Linked DNA regions of Homo sapiens: region 1 is linked to region 2. A link is a contact called in ENCODE Hi-C data. All regions are on one chromosome and are shown on one strand. Each heading gives the region's core, a stretch centred on a gene start or an enhancer-like site at or near the end of the contact. The rest is flanking DNA. Distances are from core to core; before and after follow the strand shown. Region 1 holds the start of PRPF19 (pre-mRNA processing factor 19). Region 2 holds the start of ZDHHC5 (zDHHC palmitoyltransferase 5).

The links. A loop is a pair of places that touch in the nucleus more often than their neighbours do. Pooled maps may share reads with other maps.
Region 1: a map of naive thymus-derived CD4-positive, alpha-beta T cell shows a loop between it and region 2 (22-fold over the local background). The contact joins the promoter of PRPF19 here to the promoter of ZDHHC5 in region 2. A Hi-C loop is called at or near these places in 2 of 168 maps with a recorded cell type or tissue (naive thymus-derived CD4-positive, alpha-beta T cell and posterior cingulate gyrus), 1 of 37 single-sample maps with no recorded cell type and 13 of 50 pooled maps.

Annotation. Positions count from the first base shown.
Region 1 is chr11:60,904,327-60,910,294 of GRCh38, forward strand. It overlaps PRPF19 (pre-mRNA processing factor 19), which reads right to left and starts at 2,259. Exons shown (of 16, transcript NM_014502.5): 1 at 2,038-2,259. The coding sequence starts at 2,056. PRPF19-DT (PRPF19 divergent transcript) reads left to right here and starts at 2,453. Exons shown (of 2, transcript NR_186697.1): 1 at 2,453-2,517; 2 at 5,101-5,968. RefSeq lists a silencer at 1,852-1,951 and enhancers at 1,891-2,478, 2,592-2,711, 5,534-5,583.
Region 2 is chr11:57,665,083-57,671,150 of GRCh38, forward strand. ZDHHC5 (zDHHC palmitoyltransferase 5) reads left to right here and starts at 3,032. Exons shown (of 12, transcript NM_015457.3): 1 at 3,032-3,105. RefSeq lists enhancers at 2,084-2,663, 2,833-3,472, 3,473-4,110, 3,664-3,733 and silencers at 2,864-3,103, 3,354-3,553.

The sequences.
Region 1 (5,968 bases), core at 1,009-3,508, 3.2 Mb after region 2:
ACTCAGTTTCTCCTATTCTCTGACAAAACAAAATACTTCTGTGACCTCAGATGTGACCATCTGGGTGTCCTCCAATTCAATTCTGACACCAGGTACCTGGAGATAGTGTCAGATCATACAGGTTGAGGTCTCAGTCCCACCAGACTCCCCGCCCCTTCAGATGCCAATCGCAAGCCCCAGGTTGTTTGACCTGTTCTTCTGATCTACCAGCTGTAAATCAGGGTTCCCATGACCTCCTTTTTGGGTTCAATTAATTTGCAACAGTGACTCAAACAATTGTGGGAAACACTTATGTTTACCAGTTTATTGTAAAGGATATTACAAAGGATACAGATGAAGAGGAGCATAGGATGAGGTATGGGAGAAGTACAGAGCTTCCCATGCCTTCCCTGGGCACCCCACCCTCCAGGAACCCCCACATGTTCTGCTATACAGAAGCTCTTTGAATCCTGTCCTTTTGTATTTTTATGAAAACTTCATTACAAAGGCATGATTCAATAAATCACTGGTCACTAGTGACGACTTCAGTTCCTCTCATTTCCCCAGGTAAATGGGGGGTAGGACTGAAAATCCCAACCTTCTAATACCCTTTAGTCTTCCTAGGTGACCAGTCCCCATCCTGAAGCTATTGAGTCTACCAGCTACCAGTCAACTGATTAGCGTACAGACACTTATCACCTGGAAGATTCCAAGGAGCAAAGTGGCAATCGCTACAATAAAAATATTTAAAAATATTTACATGGCACATTTGCATGGCACATTTCTATGTGCCAAGCACAATTCTAGGCATACAGTACAGTAATTCATCTTCACAACAACCCGCAATAGAGGTATCATTTACACTCTTGCCTGCGTAGACTGTGCACCCCTTGAGGATAAGGATTACAGCTGGTCTCTCACTTCCAGTACAATGCAGATGCCCCCAGGGCACTCGGTAAACATCTAACAAATGAGTGAACCATGCCAGGAAGGATGGTGCTGGGGAACGTAAAAGAGAGCTTCCCGAAGATTGGAAGGAAACAATAAATGTGAAGGTACTTTGCGAGCTGTAATTTCTTCAAAGTGAGGGATTCCTTTTCCATCATTTCCCTTCCTTCTTCCCCCTCTTTGGATCAATGTACAGGTTCTGAGAAGAGAAGGAAGTGAATAGCAAAAGGGAGGGGAAACGAGTAATCTGATGAAACAACGAAAAGGGAAAGGAAAATGTCTGTACGTCATGATAAAATATCAAAGGGAAAGATAGTGGAAGGTATGAAAAAAGCATGGATTCAGGGTCCAAGATCCGTGTCACCTAACTACGTCACCCAGCTCTGCCACTGACTAGCTACGCATCCTTAGATAAGCCCCGCTCTTCCTGCGCCTTGCATCCTCATCTGCAAAACCAGGATCTTTATTTCTCCTTTAGGGAATTCTTGTGAGGATAAAATGAGATCATAGACTTGGAAGCGCGTTGTAAACCAATAAGGGCTTATAAATGTGCGCTGTTTTTATTAGTCATACAGTGTAAGGCTGGGAGCCAGATACCTGGCTGCCAGCCTTGCCTCTACCTCTAACTCATCATGTGACCTTTGCAAATTGCAAAAGCTCCGACTATCCGAGCGAGGCCTCGCAAAACATCCACTGCAATGCTCTCGATTTTGCAGATGGGGAAACCGAGGCCCAGAGCCTTGAGCCAATTCATAAAGCCAATGGGAGGCGGACCCTGGACAAGACCTCGAGTTTTCTGACTCCTACATTAAGGCTGCTTCCCTTGCACCAGCTCTCTCTGTCCAGACCTGTTTCCACTCTGTAGAATGAGGCGACCGGCCTCAGTAATGTCTGCGACAATAAACCTCAGGCACTATGTAAACTGCGGGGCACTGCGCAAATGCACCCCGCTCCGACGGGGGGGGCTCCGGTGCTGACAGGCCGCCGCTCGGCCTCCGGAGCGCCCCATTCCCGCCTCCACCCCGGCCCGGGCGCCGCAGCGGACCGCACACGCTCCCGCGCCGCTCTCTGGCCTCCTGAGACCCGCGCTTGGCCGCAGCCAACACTCACTGGAGCAGATTAGGGACATGGCGCCGTCACCGTGCTCCGAGGCGCCACACGCCGGGCTCCGGGACTAGCTTCTGAGCCTCCGCGAGCCACTTCCGGTCCCCCGCTGCTGCCGGGACTGCTCCGCGGCGAGCTGGGAGCCGCCAGCCGAGCGATGCTAGCGTAGCGCTTCACGTGGGAATGGGGACAGCCGCGCGCCACAGCCTTCAGCACCTAACGGAAATTGCCCTTTCCCAGAATGCAGCCGGGCAGGAAAGGGCCCGCCACGAACACTCGGTTATTTCCGGATTGACTCGGCTCGTTCCGTAAAGCGCCGGAGGATTGGCTGGGGCGTCGGGAGAGAGGAGGCTCGAAACTACATTTCCCATGACGCAGTGAGAATTTAAAACCAAAACAATTGGACAGCACTTGTTTTGACAACTGTGCGGCACTGTGCCACGGGACCCTGGTCTTTGAAACCTTGGCGTGCGCGAGAATTTCCCAGTGAGTTTGTTAAAATGCAGATTCCTCGGGTCTGCGTAGACAGACTGTGCCCCACGCTTTTCTAAGTCAGTTGTTTCTCGGGCTACCCTTTAAGAGACACTGCTGGATGGCCTGGTGAAGAAAATACAGAAACAGATGGGTACAAGAACTAAGAAAACGGCTAAGAAAGTGTTTTGGTCCTGACTACTACCATTTCGCTCTGTGATTTGGGGCAATTCACATTGCCCTTTCTTCTTTGTCAAAAGACAAAATCACAACAAACTTAGTTCAAAGATTTTTTTTTTCTTAAGAGACGGACTCTGGCAATGTTGCCCAGGCTGGAAGGCAGTGGCTATTCACAGGTGCGGTCATAGCAATCATGGCTATCACAGGTGCATCCTGGAACTCCTGGCCTCAAGTGATCCTTCTGCCTCAGCCTCCGGAGTAGCTGGGACTTAAGGTGCGATTCTATAGAATTGGGCAGTGCCTCATACTATAAAATATAATGGTTGTTCCAATGAGCTGAACAGGAGAACTTGGTTTTATAGACAGAAAAGGACTGAGGAAAACAGGAACAGAGAACAAAAAGCGGATTGGTCATTTGGTAATTTCAAAATTACTTTTCTTGTAAAGGTTAAAGTGGAGGGGACTTATCATGCCACCTAAAACTTGCCTGTTTGGGAATTTAGCTCCCCCCTACACACACACACACACACACACACACACACACACACATACACACTCAGAAGGTCGTAAAGATCTTCGTTTCAGCTTATTGGCGTGGAGCTTCAGCAGGACTAACTCTTTTTAGCTTGGTCTGTTAGGCCTAGCAGAAGAGCTCAGTCCAAACCAATGGCCTCCTATAAATTTCTTTATTTTGTATTTTGGATTTTGTATTTTCTATTTCTCTTCCAGCTCAGATAGTGTATGATTCTTTGTGGATATCTGTAAGATAAGATACTCTCAGGAATCATGCAAAAGACGTGGTGTGGACTGTAAGGTATCAAGACAAAAGGGCAGGATGAACAGGATGTGAGTGAGAGGGACTTTGACAGGTGGGCAGTATTCAGAGGAGAAGGAGAACGAAAGGCATTCCGGAAGAAGAAACAACGTAAGCAAAAGCTTGGAGAGAAAAATAAAAGTTACAGGTACAAAAGGCAATATGGCATAGTGGCCAAGAGCATGGACTCTGAAGTCAGACTGTGTGCTCAAATCCTAGCACCACTCAGGTGATTGGCAGTATGAACTTCTCTATGCCTTAGTTTCCTCATCTGTAAAACAGAGGGAGTGATGACAAGGGTAGAACTAACTCACTGAACTCTTATGAAGAGTTAATATGCAAAAGGGCATCTCATCTCTGTCTTGCACCAACAAAGTAACTTCCCACTTGTTCCTTGCTTCCAGCCTGGCCTCCTCCTCCTAATCTACTTTCCACAGAGCAGACAGTGATCCACTTTGAACGAAATATCTATTCATGTTATTCCCCAGGCATTTCATTCATCCAACAAATATTGATTGGGTGCTTCCTATGTGCCAAGCCCTATTGTAAAAACTGGAGATAGAAAAGGTCAACAAGAAAGACACAGTTTCTGCTGTCTTGGAGCTTACACTCTACTGTGGGTGGTGGGAGCACAGAGACAATCAACACTTAAGAAGAAAATTCCAGAGTAGTAAGTGCTATGAATACAACAAATCAGAGCAAGGTAGACAGAGGTGCTGGGGATTGGAGGAACGGCTACTTGAGGCAGGGCACTTAGAGAGTGCATCACTGAGGAGCTGATTTTTTTGCTGAGAACTGAATGAGGGTATGGAGCAAAAAAGTTTCCCCTCTGCCCTCTAAAGATTTGCTGAAATTAACTGACAATCGACAGAATAACAGGAGAAAAGGCATACAAGTGTATTAGTGTGTGAGTGTGCACAGGAGTAATACAAAATATGAGGCTCAAAGAAGGAACAGGTGGCTGATGCTTACTTAAATGGCACCCAGGAAAGACGGAGATGGGGGAAATGTAGGCAATTTTGAGGGCTAGCAAATAATTTTTAGGGAGGGCTAGCAAATAATTTTTAGGGGAAATGAATGAGCCCCAAGAACAAACAATGCCTTGGGACAAAGTTCTTATGAGCTCTGGAGGAGGTGGCAACAAATTGTGGGAAGGTGAGGGGCAGAACTCCATTGTGAACAAAGGTTGTCTTATTATGCACATAAGGTCTCTCAGGTAATCTGTTAGAGCTCCCATCAGAAGAATAGATTAAAAGTCTCTCTAGGTGTAGTGGTGAGTTGGTGACTTTTAGTTTTTATTCTTCTCCAGTGGTTAATCTTTCCTGGTTATTTGATGAGTTTCCTGTGGAGGGAGATTTGAGACAATTGCATTTCTTCTGAAAGAAATTTTCTCAGTCAGATAAGGGAACTTCTAGAGAGAGCTTCTCCCTGTACTTAGGGTGGGGGTCAGGGGGCAAGAGAAGGTTAGAAAGTCCTTGGTTCTAAGGCAGCTTCTAAGACCTTCCCATTTCTTTTCATTCAAAAGTGCTCAGCATGCTGTAACCTCAGGACCAATCCAAACTGGGCCTACTCTTTTGATAACAGAATGTCATGTTCTCTTGTAGGTATGACAGAGCCAAAACTCCAAGTCATGTCAGTAGGGCATGCCCAATAGAAAATGCTTTGACATCTAACAACACCCAGAACCAATGATTCCTCCCTGTGGTACCAAGAAGACCTAGACATGATCGGAACCTAAATGCTGGAACTCTTTCAGGAGCAAAGGGTCTGTTGACCAGAAAGATCCAGGGGTAAAATCCACCTCAACATACCCGTGTAGTCAAATTTGACACCCTCCAATCAGACCCTGCCAAGCCAAAATTCCTAATACGTTTCCTTGCCATCTGTATTAGTCTGTTTTCACGCTGCTGACAAAGACATACCTGAGACTGGACAATTTACAAAAGAGGTTTAATTGGACTTACAGTTCCACGTGGCTGGGGAAACCTCACAATCATGGCAGAAGGCAAGGAGGAGCAAGTCACATCTTACATGGATGGCAGCAGGCAAAAACAAAGAGCTTGTACAGGGAAACTCCTGTTTCTCAAAACCATCAGACCTCATGAGACTTATTCACTATCACAAGAACAGCACAAGAAAGACCTGCCCCTATGATTCAATTATCTCCCACTGGGTCCCTCCCACAACATGTGAGAATTCAAGATGAGATTTGGGTGGGGACACAGCCAAACCATATCACCCTCTGACCCCTTAAATCTTGCCCCAGACCCCAAATTAGGAGACAGATGTGAGCCATGCCTCCAGTCTCCTTGCTGGGTGGCCCTGCAATAAAGCCTTTCTGTTCTCAAAAGCTGGTACCATAGTATTGGCTTCTATGTGCATCAGGCAGTGAGCCTATTTGCTCAGAAACAATACTAAAGCACCATACTTTGGGGTATCATTCTCTGAGCCCCAACCAGGGGTCATTCCTGA
Region 2 (6,068 bases), core at 1,782-4,281:
GAGCAGTATTTAAACACAAAGAGGTTGACCAGGAGCAGTGGCTCAGACCTGTAATCCCAGCACTTTGGGAGGTCGAGGCAGGCAGATCACTTGAGCTCAGCAGTTGGAGACTACCCTGGCCAACATGGTGAAACCCTAAAAACACAAAAATTGGGAAATGCATGTTCTAGCTTTCTGTGTGCTTAGGTGCCCATGCTACTGAGGGTCTAAGTCCAGGCAGCCGAAGAGTGTGGTGAGCAAGATGAACAAAGATGCGCAGATGAGAGAAGCCATTAACATATTAAAGTAATTTAAAGTTTGGGTGGTCTGGATATCATACTGTTTTAGCCTAGATTTTACTCTGGATACTTTTCAGAAGTAGCTGGCACTTTAAACCATATGTTCTATTAAACGTTCTTTCCAAGAAATATCTTGAGTGATCCCAAGGAAAACTGGACAAGTGGAATCTCTGTCTTTCAACTTTGGGATAGTGATTATACCTCTGTTAGTGCTCATCCACCTAACAAAGCTTGGCAATCCAAGTTAGTATCCCAGGGGAGTTTAGTTTGGTTGGATGGTGGAAGACTGATTTTTTTTTTCCATTTAGCACTGTCTAGCCAAGAGACACCACTATTTACAAGTTCTTAGACAGCTGAAAGGAAAATAAAAATGCCTAATTTGTGGAGGAAATCAGGAAGTCTAAAAATCCAAGAAAAATATTGCAACAGAAAAATGAAAGCTGACTTCATCTTAAAGAAACATGGCTTACAGGTAGAAAATGCCAATATCAGGCCGGGCACTGTGGCTCACACCGGTAATCTCAGCACTTTGGGAGGCCGAGGTGGGAGGATCATTTGAGGTCAGGAGTTCCAGACCAATGTGGCCATCATGGTGAAACCCCATCTCTACTAAAAATACAAATATTAGCCAGGTGTGGTGGCACATGCCTGTGATCCCAGCTACTCAGGAGGCTGAGGCATGAGAATTGCTTGAACCCGGGAGGAGGTTGCCATGAGCTGAGATCGCGCCACTGCACTCCAGCCTGGGTGACAGTGTGAGACTCCCTCTCAAAAAGTAAAAAATAAAATATCAATATTGTATCTTCAATAATTTACCTTTCATATGGTCTAAAGAGGTTTTTGTTTTGTTTTGAGACGGAGTCTTGCTCTGTTGCCCAGGCTGGAGTGAAGTTGTGTGGTCTCGGCTCACGGCAACCTCTGCCTCCCGGGTTGAAGCAATTCTCCTGCCTCAGCCTCCCGAGTAGCTGGGATTACAGGCTCCCCCGACCATGCCCGACTAATTTTTGTATTTTTAGTAGAGGGAGTTTCACTATGTTGGCCAGGCTGGTCTTGAGCACCTGACCTCGTGATCCGCCTGCCTTGGCCTCCCAAAGTGCTGGGATTACAGGTGTGAACCACCACGCCAGGCCAGGTCTGTTTTAAAAATATAAAGTCGTTATAAAGAACTCTCAAGTGTGTTGCAATAAATGCTGGATTGACGCTGTTAACAAGAATAAACTAGAACTTATAATATATGCCATGTCAGAGAAGGAACTAGATTCCAGAAAACAGAAGGTAGTTCTCTTTTACCTTACTGCCTAATGCTAGTGTCAGAACCACAGTAAAGCCAGCAACATTTGAGACCAAACCCGAGGACAGTCCTCAGGATTTTACAGGTGAGGGGCCTCGGCTTCAGGGAAGTGGCTTGTGAAACACCTTTTTGAGGGACCATTATGTAATAGCTAGAGTTGCTTTCGAAAAAAGAAATAGCCTCGAGCCGAATGGGGAGAGAACATGGGGCATTGCTATTGGGTTCACAGCTGTCTTGGGCTAATCAGGGCAAAGCGTAGCACTATGACCTATGCAGAGTTAGCTCGCCAGGGACAGTAGCTATTCTAGAGAACCTTTTGCTTTTAGCTTTGTATTCTAGGATTGGGTGAGGTGAGGGATGCGGGCGCCCATCCCACGTGTGACAGTGGGAAACTAATGGAATTCAGGGAGTTCACTTCCCGGCTCGCACTCCGGGGGCGGGAGGGTGCTGCCACCGCCTCAGGTCGCGCGCTCCTTAGGCTTCCCTCTCACGGTTAGCGCTACGGCTCCAAGGCTGGCGCCTGCTCTTCTTCATCTCCCTCCCCGGCCCTTGGCAGGAGCCTCGCCCTACATTGGCTCTTCAAGTCCGGGCGTCCCCTTCATGTGGGAGACACAGCCCAGACCATTCCATCGCCCTGGATTCTGCCCGGACCAGCGACCTCGCCGGACTGAAGATTTCTCCAGCAAGATTGTTTTAAATAAAGTTTTTGCCATCAAAAAAAAAAAAAAAAAAAAAAAAGGAGATGGGAAGGAGAAGAGGGAGGCCTAGTCGCCAAATGGTTGGCCAATCCGCCGCGAAGGGGCTGAAGCAGGAAGCGGCGATAGTCGTCGGTAATTGGCTGCGCTGGAAGCCTGTCTGGACTGTACCACCTCAGTAGGAGAGGGGTTGCTGAATTCGAGAAGGTAGCTGCTTGCTTTTGAGTACTTCTAGTACACACACATAATTCTTTTCTTATTTCCGGGGGTTTTTGCTTGGATTCAGTGGGAATACAACAGGACGCAGGAGAAGGGAAGACTCGCCTGGCCATTTCCTCATTCCTGACTCCTGTGCATTAGGCCAATCCTTGTCTCTTAGTTGTCCCCGCAACCCCACGGCCTTACGTGCGCGCTCTCGTCTTCTCGCGTGCGTACGTCGTTGTGTTGCTGCAGCCAATCAGGCCGCGAGGTCGCCGCGGTCGCCAGGGTTCGCGCGCACGCCCCAGATCGGAGTCGGGGTGGGGGCTATGGGTGAATGGGAGAGTGAGCGGGGTTGGGCGCGGCAGCGCGAGCCGCATGAATGAGACAAACGTGCGCCGCGCGAGACGTCGCGCGAGCCCGGACTAGGGAGCCAATGGGAACGCTGGAAGGGTTCGAGACCCGGCACTGAGGGCAACGGCCGCGCGCCGGCTCCGAGACGAGCGACGCCTGGCGGGAGCGCGCGGCAGCGGGGCGGGCGTGGAGCGTGCGGGGGCCGCGCGCTGCTTCTCTGAGGCAGGACGGCACTGCCGGGAGGCGGCGGTGACAACGACGGCGGTGGTGACGGGCACCGGGCTCGCGGGTGAGTGCGGAGGACACCGGTCCCTGCGGAACCGGAAGTGCCGTACCAGCGAGGTGGGAGGGGAGGGTGACCTCTAGGGAAGGGGGACCGAAGACGGGGAGGGTATTAAGGCCCTATTTCTCCTCCGGGCCGGGTCTTCCAACCGCGGCGGGACCCATGGGCCTTGGAAACGGACGACGAGTAGAGGCCGGGGATCCACGACCGCCAGGGCTCGGAACGGGTTAGAGACGGCCACTCAGCTCGAGACCGCGGTCCCCGGTGCCTGGCGCCCAGCCGCCGCCCCTTCCGCCCCCGGCCCTGCGCCCTCGGGCTCTGCGGTCCCCGCAGCCCGCTCTCTCAACCTCGGTGGGCCTGGCCGCCGTGGATTCCTTCTTTTCGGTTTCAGCGGTCGTCAGCCCTGCCCCAACGGGTGATTCTCCTTTCCCCAGTCCCGTGGTGGGGACCGGGTGCTGTTTCCCTTTTACCGCTCTGCGGTTCGAGTCCCTCGCTCCACTCTGCTGATACTTATTTTGGCTCAAGCTTCATCCTGTTACCTGTTCTCTCTCACCCGTCCGCTTCCTCCTCCTACCGCCACCAGCCGAGTGCTCCATGCGTTTAGTACTTTGTACTTTTTAAAGTGGAGCCCGAATGCGTTTGTCAATATTTTACCTATATTTGGGGCAGGCAGGTGGAAAGTGTTTTACCCACTTGGCCAAATGAAACACTGAAATAAGAAGTAAGAAAGTTGCTAAAAGTTAGGAAGGCAGTTGTAGGATCACATATACGTTATACGCTAGACTATTTTTTGCCTTGGATTCTTCACTTCCTGGTTAATGCCATCTTGACCAAGTTGATCTAACATTTGCATATCATCCTTCTATCTCAGTATACCTCTGTCCTGGATCAAATATCTTCAGAATGCTCATTATCACCCATTGTATAAACTTAATGTTTACAAAATTATATTGCCATGTATTTTGCTACCTCGGTATATAATGATAACACCCACATTAAACTTCTTGGCTCTTTCTCCCATACCTTGACATGTGAATTATTCCATGGTACCTCCATTACTGTGCATTTAGATTTACTCTATTGTACTGTTACACCGCTTATTTCAACAAAAAATAGTTGTGTTGTCCTTGGTACTGCTGGTATCCACCTATTTAAGGAAATACCTGTATTAAACCTTATTAAAGCCTTCAAACCACATATCCTGTATTGTTTGTTTTACATATACATATTTCCATTTCATAGTTTACTCTGTGCCTCAATATGGCATACATATTACTTTTTTTCTCATTTTTGAGACGGAGTCTGGCTCTGTCGCCCAGGCTGGAGTGCAGTGGCTGCTATCTTGGCTCACTGCAACTTCCACCTCCCGGGTTCAAGCGATTCTCGTGTCTCAGCCTCCCTAGTAGCTGGGATTTCAGGCATGCCCCATCACGCCCTGCTCATTTGTTTGTATTTTTAGTAGAGACAGGGTTTTGGTATGTTGGCCAGGCTGGTCTCGAACTCCTGACCTCAAATGATCCGCCCGCCTCGGCCTCCCAAAGTGCTGGGATTACAGGCGTGAGCCCCCGTGCCCAGCTGGCATACATATTCTTGTATACTTTTTTGATACTAGTATGGATTCAAACTGTTGACTCTGATGAACCATACTCACCCTTGTGGTTTCATCCTAGTATCTGCAGCACATTCTTTTGCTAAGAATTGGTTCATCTTTATTTATACCCAATAAATTGTTAGGTTTTTGATTTCCCTTCTACTGTGTAGCCCCCAAGCATCTCAGATGCTGTTCTCTTTTGTGTTCCCAGTATTATACTCCCAAAATTGCATGGCCTTTCATGACTCTGTATTACTATGTCAATATTAGTCCATGTGACTTTTTTCCTGTGGAAAATATATGAAACAATATATAGTATCTAAATGATATTCTACTCTAGATAAAATTTAAGTAGTATAATTTTCCATCTTTTCTAGTCTTTGGGATTTTGAGGGAAAAGTTTGCTTTAATAGTACATATTGGCTGGGCAGAGTGTCTCACACCTGTAATCCCAGCACTTTGGGTGAGGAGGCAGATCACCTGGAGGTCAGGAGTTCGAGACCAGCCTGGGCAACATGGTGAAACCCCATCTCTACTAAAAATACAAAATTAGCTGGGTGTGGTGGTGCCCTCCTGTAATCCCAGCTGCTCGGGAGGCTGAGACAGGAGAATTGCTTGAATCCGGGACTCGGAGGTTGCAGTGAGCTGAGATCACACCATGCACTTCAGCCTGGGTGACAGAGGGAAACTGTGTTTCAAAAAAAAAAAAAAAGTACATATTGTCTACAAATCAAGAGTTTGCTTTTGTTAACAAAGTTACTGAGGCCTACATTCCAAATGTTAGGCTTCCATTCCTGTAGGAAACTGAGAGTTAAATAATCATTAAATCAGGGACTAGAGAGGATTTATGTTTTCTAGGACTATAACAGTTTCTTAGAATCTTTTGGCGCTCACTGTATTCTAATACTGCTGTTTGGCCCTCTGAAACCCTAATTTTAAAGAGAGAAATGAATCGTAAGGGAAGGCACCTTTGCCTTCCATGCCATAGGTGAGAGAGGAAGTGGTACATTATAGGGCACATTTATATTTTGTTATCTGAATCTTCTGATTTTTTTTTTTTTTTTTTTGAGACAGAGTCTTGCTCTGTTGCCCAGGCTGTAGTGCAGTGGCTCACTGCAACCTCCGCCTCCTGGGTTCAAGTGATTCTCCTGCCTCAGCCTCCTGAGTAGCTGGGACTACAGGCGCCCGCCCGGCTAATTTTTGTATTTTTAGTAGAGAAGGGAATAAAACTACTTTCTTTTAAAATTCTAACTTAAAATTTTTGGCTTGCAGATTCCAAGTTATCATCTCTGGGCAGGTAGTGGATGAAAAGGTAGAAAGGGTTTGTGTCACCAGAGGGGCATGTGACCTCTTGAGTTCTGAACCTGAGGTGATTCAG